Regions from separate parts of the Homo sapiens genome. Here region 2 is linked to region 1. A link is a loop called in an ENCODE intact Hi-C map of the cell type or tissue named here. Cell type or tissue: MCF 10A. All regions are shown on one strand. Links, peaks and the distances in the headings refer to the core of each region. The heading gives the core; the rest is flanking DNA. Region 1 overlaps SYNE1 (spectrin repeat containing nuclear envelope protein 1). Region 2 has its middle 110 kb from the start of ESR1.

Region 1 (8,815 bases), core at 124-2,623:
AGTGACTTAAGCTTCTTGCTTTGACATTGAATAGCTCAGTGCTACATTTGTGACTGAGAAAGAAACAATGAACCTTCTGCTTCCTAAGGAGGAATCTTTTGCCAAAGCTGTACTCTAGGCATTGTGGTGGCCAAGAAAATTTGAAACTGGAGAGTGCAGGGCACACAAACTTGGGAAATTGGTTCATCACACCTGCCCACCAGGTGCTCTGAGGTGCAAATAAATTTCCTCCACCAAAGCCTAAACCCCAAAGATTTACCCTACAAATTTAGTATAAATCAAGTTTTGAAGAGCATATGCTATTTTTTATAGGACAAAAAGAATCTTATATCCTTAAAGATATTGGTAAAACAACATGGCACACTTATATTTCTGGTGATAAACATAAATCTATACTGTCACTTGATCTGATCACCCAAAGTAAAATAAATCAAGTCAAATCCCATCAACAATGTTAAAAATATCAGTATATGTAGTTAAAACATAGTATTTCTCAATACTATATTTTAAAAACCACTTAAGATTGCTAAAATATTTTTCTTACAAAAATAACATTCTCACATGGTTTCAACTAATAGAAAATTTTTCTTCAAATATGATGTCACTTCAAGCACAGTATAATGTAAAGACATATGCACATGGAAGGAGAAGAACTATAGATATACATGGTAAAATATTAATCAAATTGGCAACAAATACATAAACTTTATTCTAAAATTCTTAGACTTTTTTTCAAGATAATTTTTTATAATTATTTTCCTAATTCAAGGTTGGCAAACTTTTTCTATGAAAGGCCTGATAGTAAATAATTTGGATCTTGTGGGCCATAGGTCTCTGTTGCAATGACTTAACTCTGCCATTGTAGTATGAAAAAAACCACAGACGATACATAAATAAATGGGTGTGGCTGCATTCCAATAATATTTTATTTAAAAATACAGACACTGTGGCCCTGGACAGTAGTTGACTAATCTATTAATCTTCTCAACATCTTTTCCATAGTTCATAAGTAACCACTTTATCTATTATCCAAGTTAATATTCTATTAAATAAATTCTCATATATCCCAAATTTCAAGTCTGTATTCTGAAGGAAAAAATAGTTCAATATTTAAATAAATATATATATAATATTGTTAAATATATAAAATCTATAAGTAACATAAATGTGTGTATATAATATATTAATATATATTAATATATTAAAGATATTATATTAAAAATATATAAACTATATATATGTTCTATGACCCAAACTAGGCCTTCAGGTTATACAAAATAATTTCTGAATATGTTCCACATTACTGGCCAATCCCTACACCATGTACATGCTACAGAACATCAGGATCCTGAAGAAATTCTGCTTTGTGGTTGCAGCATCACAATTCTCCACCACTGCTTCCTGCCACTAGCATCTTCCTTCTTTTTTAACCTTTGTGGTGGCTCACAATAGAAAATGTAAGAATTAATGCATGGTGAAATCAGGGGGAGGTTAGGTTTGCACCACACGAATACCGGCTTAAGTGAAATATTTTCTTTTGACCAGAGCAACAGCAACATCTGCTGGTGATGGGTAACTATTGACTTAGTTCTACACAAAAGCACAGGGAGCTCAGCATTTGCTTACCAGTGATGTTGGTAGTGTAGAACTAAGAAGGGTTATGTAAAGAAAATAGTCAATTCTAGTCAAATAAATTACAACAGCTAAACCTGTGGATCCTACTCTTTGGAGGCAGGATGGATGAGACCCTTAAGTAAGCTAAGGAAATTGTGACCCTTCTAACTTTTAGTATTTACTTACTTCATGAGTAGACCGTATATTTAAATAAGATTTTCTTCCATTTCGGTTAATCCTTACAACTCTGTGGATGAAATTGGGTCAGAGAAGTTGTCTCTTGCCTGAAGTCACCTAGTGTTGGGTCCCATCAAGGATTAGAGTCCCAACTTCCCAATCCCAACCCCATTCTCTTGCCATTATACAATTTCCAAGAACTAGTAGAAAAAGCCAGAAATTTTATATGTGACTGATAATCATGATGGTCCCTGATTTTCCCACCTTGTTCAAGCTGTAGGTAAAACTTACCCAATCCTGAACCAACTCTGATCAGGACTGATGGCACATTTGTAAGTTCCAACACATCACTGGTGGGACATAAAGTGGTCTCATTGGCCTTCCTCCATCTTCTGCTGTTTGTTTTGTACATGGTGGCCCCTTCTTGGTGAACTTCCTTGATTCCTACCTATTCCTTAAGGTAAGTTTATGGGCCCTTCTTTGATGCTACCATAAGACCCCTTACATTAGTCTACTAATGTCCTCGCCATATTATTTATAATCATCTTTCTATGGGTTTGTGTTCCTCATCAGATTTCAAGTTTCTTGAAGACAGAAATCATATCTTAATCATCTTTGCCTGAAGTAGCTAGCAAAGTATCTGTACTGTATTAAGTATCCAGTAAATACTGAATGAGTAAATAAGTATATAGATTGTGACCACTTTCTCCACCATGTCTGGCATCTCACCGTGAATTATGGCCCGCTGGCCTGGGCACTAACACTTATTTTTTTTTACTTCTGTAATTCCTTCTTCTAGAACTCTGAGCCCGAACCGGTACCATCAGCAATGTGGCAGGTTTTGCTTAAAACTACATGGTTCAAGATATTGCCACTAGTTTGACTTTGTGTCACCTTCTAATGACTTCTGCCGCTGTCCCCCAGATCTGATGTGATCCCTTAGGGAGAAACAGGCAGGTAAGCCAGAAAACCCCATCAATTAGATCTCCAGCCATTTGTCAGGGCCACCCTAGCAGCTCCATGAATCCCCCAAGTGCTAGTCCTGTCCTACCTAAATTGCCTACAAAATGATGTCAACTAGCGCATACTGCTGAGGTCTCAGAATGTTCTTGATCAAACCTTATGGGGATTGCACTTAATGTGTATCAACTAGCCACTGGACTCAAGGTTTCTATTAACTTCCTATTGCCTAAAATAATAATTCCATATTCAGAATGAAGATTCCTTTGTTTTAGGATAAAGGAGGCCTTACCTGAAGATCACGCAATGTTGTCTCATGAGTGTGGGCATCACCTTCAAGAACTGAATACTGGTCGAGCTTTTCTTGTTCTTGCCCCAACCAAACTTCAAATGCCTTTAGGTCTCTCTGATACTCTTGGTGCAGGCGGACAAGTTTTTCAGACTTGGTTACGGCTTCCTATAATTAGCATTTAAAATAATGAAGTTAGGAACACATTACTTTATAAAGCATCAGTGTGCTGTAATTCACTTTTGTAATTTTAGAAAAGTATAATTATTGAGACATTAGAATATGAGTTATTTCCTAGAATCATGAATCTTCAATATTTATGTAAAAATATAAAAACCTAATATTTCAGGAATAAAAGTGTCATTAATTATTTTGTTGAATTAACTACATGATCTCTGAACACCTTATAAAATGTAACAGGCTAAGAAATGAATTCACTTTACTAATTTCATAAAAATTCACTTTTGCTAATGAAGAAAATTGAAATTCTTATATTGTGCCTTAAATGAAGATTTGGACGTACTGTGGATTAAATTTTCCATAGTAGAATGCGCTCTGAAAAAGCATATTTATTTTCTTTGTGAGGACTAAATGAAGAATGATTAATACTATCAGTGATTATTTCCCACCTTAGAAAACTCTCATCATCAGACATAATAAGGCATTTATGAGTCTTCAATTGAAGGTGTCCAGAATTTTTTTTAAGTTGGTACCTTTCTAGGAATTTTTAGTTGAAAATTATCTTACTTTCATAGCTTTCATAATACTAACAATATTTGAAGGTTTTTGATTTTGCCAGTAATTCCTTTAAAATATTAAAAATTCATTTTGCTTTTGTTCTGTTTTCCCAAGCCTGTCATTCTTGAACATAAATGAGTCTTTAAAGGAGCACAGCTCCAAACACTCCCCTTTTGGTGAGTCTACAAGGAAAGTGCTTTGCCGTACCTTGGCCCTCTCTTGGATGGCTCTGTATCGTTCCTGTAGATCCTGGAGTTCTAGCTGGGTGACATAGTGTTCTGTCATGCCAGCCCCTTTGACTTCGATGGTCTCCAGCAAGCTGCTGTAACTCAGCACTTCTTCATTTAATAACTAGAGAGCATTTAAGAAAAATAAAGTGGCCATTCATGCACCATCACATCAACGACACTGCTAAAATCAAGATATTTTAATTGTACAGTTGACAAGTGACCTCAGGTTATTTATTCGTCCACTCCTCCATCATTTTATCTATTTGACACAGATATGTGTGTGAATGCATGGGTGTGTGTGTGTGTGTGTGTGTGTATTTTATGTCTGGTCCAGAACTTTCTCTAACATATGAATTACCAATTAACTACTTTATATTTCTACTCTTAACATTTCAAACTGATTATGTCCAGAAATGGACCCCTGATGTTCACCCTATCCCTATTCTACCCCAGCCCCCATGAAGCCCCCTTCTCTTTCCATCTCTTTTCAAACAGCAAATGCCATGACCTCCCACCCAGACGGTCAACCCAGAACATGGGAATTGTTCCAGCGTCCTCTCTAGCTCTCCGTCCTCTAAACCATTAGGAAATCCTGTTAGCTCTACCTCCTATTATACTGCGACATCTGTCCCCACATCTCCTGCAAACTCCCCAGCCCAGGCTGCCCTCCTCTTTCACTTGGACTTTGCAGTGGTATCCCAGGCAGATTCCTGGCCACCAATTCTTTCCCTGTCCCTTATTTCATGCTCCACACAGCAGTCTAAGTGATATAATGTCTTGCAATTAAAAGTTGAATCGTGTCGCTTCTCAGCTTAAAACCTGGATTATCGTCCCAATGCTGCCGGGATCAAGTGGAAAATCCTCAGAGCAGCTGGCATGGCAATGGAGGATCAGGCTCTGTCTCTCCATCAAACTCCCCTTGCAGCCCCTCCCTGCCTACTCTCTGCTGCAACAACACCTGCCTGTTTCCTCACAGCTCCCCACTGCACCAGGATATTTCCCTCCACAGGGCCCGAGGACCTGCTTTTTATTCTATCCGGAATGCTGGTTCCTCAACTCCTCCCCAGGCTCATTTCTCTGGCTTAAATTCTTTAGTGCATGGACTATATGTCTGCTGTTTCAGAGAGGCCTTTCCTGTCCCTCTCCCTTGGCCTCAAACAAGCTGTATGAGCCTTTTCAAAATGATTCTCTCTCACACCACACTACTTTTTTTTTCTTCATAGTATTCAGCAGTTAAAATTATTTATTTGTACATTTATTACTGAGTGCATGCATCCCCACTAACATACGCTTGACTGTTTTTACTGCTAGAATCGGGCACAGTCCCTACATGTAGCAATTTCTCAATAAATGTTGATTGAATAGATGAACAATCCAATTAATTAAGCAATTAATTATTATAACAGATAATACATGCAGGTATTTATGAAGCAGATAATTATAATTATATTATTTTATGGATGCATAAATGAGACCCAGAAACATTAAGTACCTTGGCATAGGTCACATAAGATCATTTAGTCATTTAAATAACTTTTATTCAGCGTGTGTTCTGTGTCAGACAGAGAGCCAAGTGTTGAGGATATAAAGAAAATTAAGCATCTCTATTCACTGAAGGAGAGGGACATGCAAATATATATGAAATTGATAAAGAGCTTTGAACCAAGGGCTATGAGAGAACAGAACAATGAATCAAGCCTGAGCGGTGGTGGTGTAGCATAGCTAAAATGACTTCAAAATTCATTCAGAAAGATAAGTAGGAGGTTGCCAGGGGCAGAGACAGAGCAAGGACCTTCTGTAAAAAGAGAAGAGATTATGCAAAGACACAGAATTGTGAAGATTGTGGCATGTTCAGGAGATAGTGTGAGATTCAGCAAGGCTGGAGAGCGCAAGGGAGGAGGCTGGGAGCATGAAGGAAAGGAGCATGGCAGAGGAGTTTATTTCCATTCTTACAAACCAGGTGACGGAGATTGAGCTTATCCTGTAGACAATGGGAAGCCAACACAGGACCTCAGGCAGGAAGTGAGACATTCATCTTTATAGGAGATAACAATAGATGGAGGCAAGAAACAAGGTGAAAAATTAGGAGTCTGTTCCAGTTCAGGTGAAGAGGATGGATCAGTAGGACCTAGTGCCAGATGCAAAGTGGCAATGAGAAAGAAGGCACTGAGAATAATGAGGTTTCCAATGTAATATATTCAGGGTGAGGTGATACAAATGAGCAGGAATAGAGAATGTGAGAGGTTAAAGGATTTCTGTGTAGAAGATCACAAGTGCTGTTTAGGATAATGGTAAGGGGGTGATGGAACAGGCTGACCGATGATCATGCCCTGGAGTGAGGCTGCAGCTATAAACCAAAGGACTGTAAAACTTCATGTTTGAATACTACTGCCAATAAGTTTTAAGAACATGCCATTATTTATTTATTTAAAAAAATCTTTCCATGTAGTACTGTACTAATGTAAGCATTATGACGAATGCACAAAAGATAACACAAAGGGATGTGATAAAAAAAAAAAAAAAAGGAAGACTTCCTAATGATGAGCAGGCTGAAGACATTAAAAGATATTTCATGGTGCTACATTTTAAATGGTTTGTATCATAAAACATGGATCTACATGGTTTTCCTGGAAGGAAAAATTTTCACTCACTAATAAAGTAATCACAAATGAAAGTCCAGTTTAAGAAGCCTTTAGAGATTATACTAAAAGCCCCAAACGTAATTTGCTTATGTGCACTGCCCTAGGGTACACGTAATCCCATTTTTGTCTGACTGTGGCATTCTAAAGAAGCCTGTGAGAAAACACATGGAATCTGAAATCCAGCTCTCACCTTGGCTTTTCCGAGCATCGTTGTTTTATCCCGCAGCTCCGCATGCTGCCTTTCTGATTCATTCAGGTTGGCTTCCATACTATCCATCCAACCGGAGAACTGTCGAACGCCATCCTGATAACTTGTCCACTTGGAGAGAGCTCCTTCGAGTTGGCTGAAAGGGATTTGAAAGGACAATAAATCCACATTGAGAATCCTTAGGAGTCTAAAATGTCATTGTGTCTGCTCCATCCACTCCAGTAAGCAAGGGGTCAAGAGATCAGGAAGAAGCTTGCTTGGGAGTGAGCAGGCTGCCCAGGGCTTAAGGACACTGAGTCCAGGTCTGAAGGGCAGCCTCAGGAAGCAAGGAACATTTAAACCCAGGCCAATATGCAGAAACATGGAACTAGCTATCAACTCAAGAGTCAGCGGCTGGGGGGACACGAGACACTGGGGGAGCCTCAAAGGCAAAACTGAGAGAGATCCCCTGAGTGGGTCTTTTCTGGAGCCAAAGCTCTGGGCAGGGAGAGAAGCAACACTTAACTCTATCAAACCGAGCAGGACATTGAGAGCAGGAGAGAAAAGTAAGAACAGTAACCACCTTACGTGAGATTAAATATCAGAAAATCGTAATGAAATAAAAGGACAATATTTCCTGACTTGGTCTAAATAGTAAAACTTAATTATTTATTTTATCGATAAGTTAAGCACTTCCCTTGTCTCAATACACATGCTAGTTTTTTTTTTTTAAGACAAAGTCTTGGCCGTCTCACCCAGGCTGGAGTGCAGTGGCGCGATCTCGGCTCACTGCAAGCTCTGCCTCCCGGGTTCACGCCATTCTCCTTCCTCAGCCGCCCGAGTAGCTGGGACTACATGCCCCCGCCACCATGCCCGGCTAATTTTTTTGTACTTTTGGTAGAGACAGGGTTTCACTGTGTTAGCCAGGATGGTCTTGATCTCCTGACCTTGTGATCTGCCTGCCTCGGCCTCCCAAAGTGCTGGGAATACAGGCGTGAGCCACCACACCCGGCCTACACATGCTATATTTTAAATTTCATTAATCAGGCCGGGCGCGGTGACTCACGCCTGTAATCCCAGCACTTTGGGAGGCCAAGGCGGGTGGATCACGAGGTCAGGAGATCAAGGCCATCCTGGCTAACACAGTGAAACCCCGTCTCTACTAAAAATACAAAAAATTAGCCGGGCATGGTGGCGGGCGCCTGTAGTACCAGCTACTCGAGAGGCTGAGGCAGGAGAATGGCGTGAACCCGGGAGGCGGAGCTCGCAGTGAGCCGAGATCGTGCCACTGCACTGGAGCCTGGGCGACAGAGCAAGACTCCGTCTCAAACTAAATAAATAAATAAATAAATAAATAAATAAATAAATAAATAAATATAAAAATAAATAAATTCCATTAATCATTTCTGCCTAATTGTACTACCAGGTTTTGGGTCCTTTTGTAGCAGACACTGTAAGTGCTCCATCCATCCACACCCCCGGATCACACCACTGCAGCACAGTCCAGTTGGACTTCTAATTGCTCCTAGATCTCTTAGCTTGAAGACATTCTCTAGCCCCTGATGTACTCTCAGTTTGAGGGCAATATAGGCACAGGGGAGCCTCACCCTGAGGGGCAGCCCTCAACTGCTCTTCTAATTCATATGAGTTTGTCTCTAAATACTCCAGATCCCCTGCCCTTGGATGGGATAACTGGGGCTCACACTGTATACCAGCTCCCAGCATTGCCTGACTGGATTAAGTTGCAGTTGCTCACAACGGTGGGCAACTCGCTTGATAACATACCTGATATGGTTAAGCTCTGTGTCCCCACCCAAATATCATCTTGAATTGTAGTTCCCATAATCCCCACATGTCATGGGAGGGACCCAATGGGAGGTAATTGAATCATGGGGGTGGTTTCCCCCATGCTGTTCTCGTGATAGTCAGTGAGTGTTCATGAGATCTGATGATTTTATAAGGGGCTTTTCCCCTTTTG
Region 2 (8,815 bases), core at 4,115-6,614, 660 kb before region 1:
GTGCAGAGCGGGCTTTTGAGTCCATGCCTGAGTAAGAAAGTCCCAAAAAACACTCACAGAAGATATTTCCTTGCCCCTGCTTTTAGTTTAGCTGTAGCTAACTTTGGATTAACAAAATTTATGTGCTGAATGATGTTTTATTTTTTTTTCCAACTCCACATGCCTGTCTAGACTTCAAGCTTTATTACGAATAAAGAGAAAATCGGCTGGATGGCATAAAAAATATTTCAGGCAGATTAACACATGATTTACCTCTTCTTGAACATCCATCTTAATGGAAGTGCTAAGAAAGTTAGATTCGGGCCTGGCTTGGCAAAAGCAAGGCCACCCCCTCCTCTATTTTTTCAATGAGATTTTCCAATCCTAGTCAAATGGTGGTGCTAGTTCTTTATTTTTGAGTTACTGCATTTCCTAATTTCATGGTCATAACAGCCTCCTGTCTACCGACTCAGAACGGATTTTACCAAAACTGAAAATGCAGGCTCCATGCTCAGAAGCTCTTTAACAGGCTCGAAAGGTCCATGCTCCTTTCTCCTGCCCATTCTATAGCATAAGAAGACAGTCTCTGAGTGATAATCTTCTCTTCAAGTAGGTACTCCTATTTCTTCTCAATTTATTTTTTCCTTTTTGATATAATGTGCTACTGTTTACAAGCATATTGTAACTTCAGAGCTTACCTCTCATCTTTAAAAAATGTTCATTTTTTTGTCTTTCTGCTCCAAGGATATTTTGCAAAGTTACTGGCAAGTATTCCTGGGATGATAAAATGTGAAATCTAAACTTGGTACAGTGGAAATTCACTTCTAGAATAATATTTAGCTGAGGCAGAGGGCAATCCGACTACCCTTTTCTTAGTACAGCACACACAGGCTGCCTGTCTGTTCCAGATAACATAAATGTATTGGATCTAGCACTAGCTAGGAGACACTGTATTGTTGAACTGTGTTAGAATTTTATAAGCTCTTAATTGGACAAATCTCAGAGTAGCATGAACACACTACCTGTTTTCTGAATCTTTGGAGCCATAACTTACGTGAGTTTGAACTAAGCGATGTGAATAAGCCATTATTTGTTTCCTAAAGGCAGTCAAGTTTTCTGAAAAGCTACACATTTAGCAGCAAAAGAACGAGCCCCTCTGTCTTGAAATGGGCCTCTGATTTTAAGCAAGCTCTTTTGAGTCCTGGTGTCCCATTTTCTCAGTTCCTTTTTGCCTCACAATGGCACATACATAATGACTCCACCACATATAGCAGTGGGCTACTCGGGTAATGATGTGGCAGTCACAAGACAGGGCAGAATACTTTCATTTTGGTTAGAGGAATGCCACATGTCTTAGGAAATGCTCGCTGAACTGTAAGTTTCATACTTTGTCAAGAAGATAACCAGTATTCTCTCAAACAAGTCCGTAGGAGCCAACATGATTAAAAGATTTTAAAGCAATTTACTCGATAGAAGGGTTGGGCTTAATCAGGACTTGTGATCATGGCAATGGTTCCTGCTTAAAGGTGCCAGATTTTTAATGCCTTTATGTGCCAGATCTAATAGGCTTACAGAGCAACTCCATGTATATGAGGTTGCTGGGAAACTCATCTGGTTTTGAATGTGGTATATACATATTTTAATATTGAGAGTAAACAGGAAGACCAGGTAGAAGTATTTGAACTGAATTCTGAAACGTACAGAGAACTTAAATTGGATGAGAATGTTTGAGAACCATGGATGGTTCAGGGTCCATTTGTATACCATAAAATCCCTTCCTATTTCTCAAAAGCAAATATTTTCTTTGATTTTGTTAATATCCTGTGATGACTGCCCACTAGGCCTTGGAATGCATGCAGATAATGCTGTAGCAGTTGGATAAAATACTCTAGAATGTCAGATTTTCAAGGAAATTACAAATAAAAACAATGTAGGTAAAAGATACGACATGTAGGAAAAAAGCAAAATTTTCCTTAAGAATACAAGCGTCGTATTTACGAGTAGAAGATTTTTCTTGGACATTTGGAGATACGTGTTTCATTTTATTGCTTGTGACAGTCAAGGAAAGGAATAAAGCTCTTGTGTCTTAAACTTGCAGCAAGAACAAAGTCCAACTATCTTTCGTTTCTGATAACTCTGTGTCTTTTTGTTCAATATTGGGTTTAGAGCTAGCTACCATCTACCTTCCCTTCAAACACTCACTCTAAACCTCCACACAGTGTAAGTATTTACATCAGGCATCTGCTAAACATTTTCACATGGTTATCTGCAGGTCTTCTCTGAGTCTGTCTGCATTCATTTATCCTAGTTGCTCAGAACAATCGCTTGGGCTGACGGCCTGGTGGTTGAGTTTACTTTGCTTTGAATAGGGAACAGCTGTGCTCCAGGACTGCAGATTGGCTATTCGGAAAAAAGGGCAAGGAAGAGAGTGACCCAGCTCTGGGTAGACCATCCACACTGTAAAAAAAAAAGTCATAGCATAGTCTTCATCTATGGCAGTGGAGATATGGTCCTGTCCATCCACCTCTATCAGGAGAGGGTCTCCATTGTTAATCTCCGAGAAAGAGGCGCCATCTGTGAAACCTCCTGCATATTGTCTAATGAAGTGCTATTTTGAAAGGCGTGCACTGTACAGGTAAGAGTGATGATGGTGTGCCTGCCTTCTGGGCAACATCTCAGTAGACTTCCTCTGAATCATTCCCACTGGACCCAACAGCAAAAGCGTACACATCATTGAGTTTTATCGTTCTATCTAAGGCGTATAACATTTTTCTCTCTGAAAGTCTGTGATTCTTTCGGAGAATGAAGGGGCTTACCCTATCCATCTGCCCCTAAAAATATTCGCTGGAAAGCTGATACCTCTGCTCAGGTTTTCCACAGCAGATCACTCTTCAGTAAGAATTCTGATATTAAGTAGTTTAATTCAGATCCATGGAAAATGACTGAGTACCAGCCATAGCTCCCACCACTCTCTAGCTGTGCAATTTAGAGGCAGATTATTTAACCTCATGCCTTGAATTTCTCATCTGCAAAGTGGGAGTACTAACAGTAGCTACCAGATATATTATATGGAATAAATGACATTAAGCCACTCATTAAACTCCTTGCAGTTTCCAAGCATTAGAAACTCAGTATGAGGAAGTTATTTCTATTCTAAGCCTAGCACAGTGCCTGGTACTCAATACATGTTGGTTGAATCAGTGAAATAATTCAAGGTCAGCACCAAAGCTGCTAGGAATTTATGAACATCTGATCATAACTGGAAACTTGATCTAAAAAGCAAAGGGCAGTCAATCCAATCAACTGAGCGTACCATCTGTTGAAATGCTGCTGCTTCTGTAATGAGTATAAAGTGTTGGAAGAGAAAGTCCAGGAACCTCCATCATTCTTCCATCATTCCTCTCCTTTGTGACTATCTTTGTGATGAGAAGGGTAACAAAAAAATCTTGCTGAGATGAGCGTGTCAAAAACGTGTTACAAATGCTTCACATTCCCTTTCACATCAACAGAAGCATGTTGCTTCATTGTTGGGCAATGTCTTAGTCCATACACACATAGAGCTCTATGCTGATTTTTTTTTGAGATGGAGTCTCGCTCTTTCACCGAGGCTGGAGTGCAGTGGTGCTTTCTCAGCTCACTGCAACCTCCGCCTCCCAGGTTCAAGCAATTCTCCTGCCTCAGCCTCCAGAGTAGCTGGGATTACAGGCATGTGCCACCATGGCCAGCTAATTTTCATATTTTTAGTAGAGACGGGGTTTTACCATGTTGGCCAGGCTGGTCTCAAACTCCTGACCTTAAGTGATCCACTCGCCTTGGCCTCCCAAACTGCTGGGATTACAGACGTCAGCCAGCATACCCGGTTGTATGCTGATGTTCTAATTCAATGTGATACCAAAGACCTGAGATAGTCTCTCCCACTCTGGCCCCATAACATATGTCCACGAGGTGGTAATAATAACAACTATAGTAGCACCTAAGGTTGGGGCAGCTCTTACTTTGTGCGATGCTTTTTATAGTGTTATTACGTGTGATTCTCACAGCAACCCCAGGTGGTGAACAACGTTATGATTCCTGTTGTACAAATGAGGAAACTAAGGCTTTGCAAAGCTAGGTAACATGCCCAATATTACACAGCTTCAAAAGTGACAGCCCTAGGACTTGAAGATAAACTCATCTAATTCCAAAGCTCATGCTTTTAGCCATTACTTGAGACAGTATTAACTTTTAAAGTTTGTAATCAATATGAATTTGGCCTTGGGAAAGCAGGTTAAGCATCTGGGGTTGATGGGAGATAACATTACACCCTCTCTTAGCCTCAGCAACTTCATCTGTAAAATGGGAATAATTACATCCGAGTCACAGAAGTTTTGTGGCTCTTCATGAGGATTAAATAAAGTAATGCATGTAAAAGAGTTTTGTACAAAGTTCACTTTTATAAAATGCAAGTTGTGGCCGGGATTGGTGGTTCACGCCTATAATCCCAGCACTTTGGGGGGCTGAGGTGGGTGGATCACCTGAGGTCAAGAGTTCGTGACCAGCCTGGCCAACACGGTGAAACCCGTCTCCACTAAAAATACAAAAATTAGCCAGGAGTGGTGGCATGGGCCTGTAATCTCAGCTACTTGGGAGGCTGAGACTGGAGAATCGCTTGAACCCGCGAAGTGGAGGTTGCAGTGAGCCGAGATTGTGCCATTGAACTCCCACCTGGGCAACAGAGTGAAACTGCATCTAAAAAAAGACAAAAAAAAAAAAAGTAAGTTGTTATATGCAATGCATAAATTATTACTTAGTTCCATGTAAAATCTTCCCACTAAGTGAATGAGGGTTCACCTGGCTGTAGTGCTATGAGATAGATATGAGGGGCAGATTGGTTTATGCTTCTCAAAAACAGAAAGTGTGCCAGGGTGGAAGTGTGGGTGGGGAGTCTCCGCCTCCCAGCCATGTGGCAAAGCTGGAATGTGAGTACAGCAGCAGTATGGATGCGGTTTTGAGGGGATGGTGGTAATCCTCTTCTGGCGGCACCCCTCCAGTATTGTGGGATGCTCTCTGATTTCTTTTGAGAAGACAAGTAGCTAGGAGCTTCCCTAGCCTTTCTGTTGTAAAAACCATCAAGATCCCTGTTGAATGCATACCTGGAGCTTGGTTTCCCTAAGCACAGACTTTAATAACTTCATTTGGATTTAGTCTCCTATTTAAAGCTGCCACCCACTCTCAATTTTTTGGGTTTTCCTACTAAGAATGGATATAACATGGGCAGTCTTCCAGTTCTCCTTTCTTGCTGCCTTGAAGACAACACACAGGCCAATCACAAGGAGGCAGAGACAGGCCCCAACAAGTTGACAATCCTAGAGAGCTTAGTGTGAGTAGACTTGCTGAGGTTCCTGACTTTTGCTGGAATAGGAGAGTGCCACTGGCTTTTTGACATTTCTTTTTCCAACTGTTTCCTTGTCAAAATGACCAGCAGCTCAGCTCCCCTAAACATACCTCCTCCCCTAGATTGGTTCAGAGGAAGCCATCAAGGTCCTTTTGCAAACGGATGATCTGCATTTTTGAGATCCTTCTTTCCTCTGCTGTTCATAGAAATGGTCTCATTGGAATAATTCCTTTTGGAACGTTACTAAGGACACCAAGAAATCAACAAGAAAATTTGAGTGTATCTGACAGAAGAAATTTGGCTTTTGTACTCTAATAATTATTTATTAGAAGCAATAACTGGTCAGAATTTATTTGCTTAAAACCATGTAAAGAAAGGTGCTTAATAAAGATAATTGCATCACATATAGTAATCCGTTTTAGTATCTTTCACCTTAAAACTATGTGACAAATAAAGACACAAATTGCTCTTTCTTTCTAATAAGCAATTTTGGAAATTCCTTATTGGGAAATTCCAAATTTTACAAAATTTACAAAATTTAAAATTTTGGAAATCGTACCTGCATCAAGTTTTCTGAAAGAATATTTAAGGATTAAGGTTACTTAGAATCCAATATATGCATAGTTTAATTTAACTCATATTGTTAAATTCTTTTTCTAATTTTATTTAAGAAATGAGTAATATTGACAAGGGCCTTGCTGTGGTTTATTATGGCTTGTCCTAGAGTCTCTATTCCCAGCTAGATTAAAAGTGCCTCAGGGCTGGGCATGGTGGCTCATGTCTGTAATCCCAATATTTTGGGAGGCTGAGGCCAGTGAATCAGTTGAGGCCAGGAGTTTGAGACCAGCCTGGCCAACATAGTGAAATGCTATCTCTACTAAAAATACAAAAAATTAGCCGGACATGGTGGTGCATGCCTGTAATACCAGCTACTTGGGAGGCTGAGGCAGGAGATTCGCTTGAACCTGGGAGGCGGAGGTTGCAGTGAGCTGAGATAACACCACTGCACTCCAGCCTGGGAGACATAGAGAGACTCCATCTCAAATAAATAAATAAATAAATAAATAAATAAATAAATAAATAAATAAATAAGTAGTGCCTCGGGTGCATAGATGGGGTTGTTCAGTTTTCTACCCTGTGCCTTGGGAAGTGCCTGGTACACACTGGTGTTTGGCACATAATTGTAGAGTGAGATTGAGCCTGGCATGTTCCTTGATCCCTAGACAATCTCTATCAGGTGTGATCAGTAAGGCACATAATATGATATGTGACTATTACAGAGTAGCACACTACAATATGTGCCTAAAGCCATAACATCAACTAATACAATTCAGCAGAGTAGAATGTGAAGAGTGCTTGCAGAGTGCTGAGCACCACGGTGAGGAAGTGTAAACAGAAGAAGGTATTTCTGGGTTGGTGCAGGATGGTTAGGGATAGCTTTGGGTAGGAAGCGACTCTTGACCATGACCTTAAAGGACAGGTAATGTTTACATGGGAAAATACAAGGAAAAGGAGGTGCATAATGAAAGGCATGGGGGAGGTGGTTTTGGGAAACCATCAGTCTGACAGAAACATAGTTAAGAAAAGTGCAAGGTGGTGGTAGGAGGTAATTTAGAAGTGGAGAGTCAGATGTCCTATTAAGGAGCTTGAACTTTATCTTGTAGGCATTAAAGATGTTGGTGTAGGATTGGAATGAAATAAAGACTTAACCTTAGAAAAATACTGTGTGGATTGAAGTTTTCAGATGAAGAGTGGGTACATCAATTCGGAGGTGAGGGAAATAGTTCAAGGGAGGTGTCACACCATTAAAAAAAATCTTTTAGGACTTGTTTTTTGCAATCATGATTGTTTATGGTTGTAAAGATTTTGTTTCAGAAATGATTGGTGGAGAAAGAAGTGTATTGAGAATCAAAAGATGGGACTGTGCCACTGATGTGCGCAGTGAGAAGCTGCAAGCTTGGTGCCCCATCTTCCTAACTGTAAAATGGGCATAACAACTACCAGACAGCCGTCAAAACATTATACTAGTGATACAATGAAGACTAAGTGATATAATTTTGAAAGGCAGTATGCCTTATATGTGTAAAATGCTGTTTACTTGGAATATTTTTATAGTAAAATTATTTTCTTTGGACAAGATATAGATGCAGAAGAAAATGATCATATTTCTGTGAGATTAGGATTCAGACCATTTGAATTTTTTATATTTATTAAATAGGTACTTTATGTTGGGTACTGAATAAGTCTTTTATTTTTAACACCTCATTTCCCTCACAAAATGGATGGCATCTTTGGACTAGGGGAAATGTGTGGTCCCTGCAGCTGTAGTATTTTATGATTCTATAGCTTTTGCCTTTAGCAAACTTCTCTTAGAATAGTGATTTAAGGGCTGGGTGTGGTGGCTTACACCTGTAATCCCAGCACTTTGGGAGGCTGAGGCAGGCAGATCACCTGAGGTCAGGCATTCGAGACCAGCCTGGCCAACATGGTGAAACCCCTTCTTTACTAAAAATAAAAAATTAGCCCCGTGTGGCAGCATGCGCCTGTAGTCCCAGCTACTAGGGAGGCTGAGGCAAGAGAATCGCTTGAACCGGGAGGTGGAGGTTGCAGTGAGCCAATATTGTACCACTGCACTCCAGCCTGGGCGACAGAACATTTAATGCTGGTGGCTCACACCTGTAATCCTAGCACTTTGGGAGGCCGAGGTGGGTGAATTGCTTTTGCTCAGGAGTTTGAGAGCAGTCTGGGCAACATGGCGAAACCCCATCTCTATAAAAAATACAAAAATTAGCCAGGTGTGGTGGTGCACGCCTGTAGTCCCAGCTACTTGAGAGGCTGAGGTGAGAGGATGACTTAAGCCCAGGAGATCCAGGCTGCAGTGAGCTGACATAGCGCCACTGCACACTGCATTCCAGCCTGGGCAACAGAGCAAGATCTTGTCTTAAAAAAAAAAAAAAGTGACTTAAGATACTGACAGTATAAACACAACCAAACCCATGGGCATCTGTGCTGGGAATAAAAGACAGACATGTTTTCATTGCACTGATTTAGGATTCTGCTTGGAAAGGAAAACTGTGATCTCTCCTGCAGTTGCCTAAAATGCTTTACAGTTATGGGAATGGAAAAGCTAAATTCTGTGATTTGTGGGTAGAGGGAAGGAGGACGAGTGTCCTTTCTGATTTCCTCTTTTTCCTTCTCTTCCAAGGGGAAATAAAAGGCTAGAGCAACAATTTAAAAAGAAAAGGCAAGGAGCTACTGGGGGTAGAGTCGGGAGGGAAAAAGGCCAAACCCACTAAATAATTTCACTTCAGTTACAGTAAATCTCAAATGATGATGCTACACTCCTGAGAATGTTCCATGGTGGAAATGCCTGGGCTTTGAATTTTGAGCAGCGAAGTACCAGGAGAGGGTGACATGATAACATTCAACAGGAAGAACACTGCTCTTGTCCGTTTGACGGTC

The links. Hi-C counts contacts between places; a loop is a spot of excess contacts. Peaks named below come from ENCODE experiments on the same cell type or tissue, not always from the same donor. Only the 100,000 strongest peaks of a DNase experiment are listed, where the experiment ranks them.
Region 2: it touches region 1 in a loop (3-fold over the local background); 3 of 110 quality-filtered maps call a loop at or near these places.

What each region holds. Positions count from the first base shown.
Region 1 is chr6:152,355,330-152,364,144 of GRCh38, forward strand. SYNE1 (spectrin repeat containing nuclear envelope protein 1) reads right to left here. Exons shown (of 146, transcript NM_182961.4): 64 at 6,841-6,994; 65 at 3,986-4,129; 66 at 3,044-3,208. Among named protein-coding and RNA genes, the nearest start is that of SYNE1-AS1, 21 kb to the right of the region's middle. In MCF 10A, for the core only: a CTCF peak has its summit at 1,573 (motif pointing left); no DNase peak of the experiment used is centred there.
Region 2 is chr6:151,690,077-151,698,891 of GRCh38, forward strand. It overlaps a transcript of ESR1 not described here. Among named protein-coding and RNA genes, the nearest start is that of ESR1, 110 kb to the right of the region's middle. RefSeq lists a silencer at 6,527-6,654. In MCF 10A, for the core only: no CTCF peak of the experiment used is centred there; a DNase peak (open chromatin) is centred at 5,295.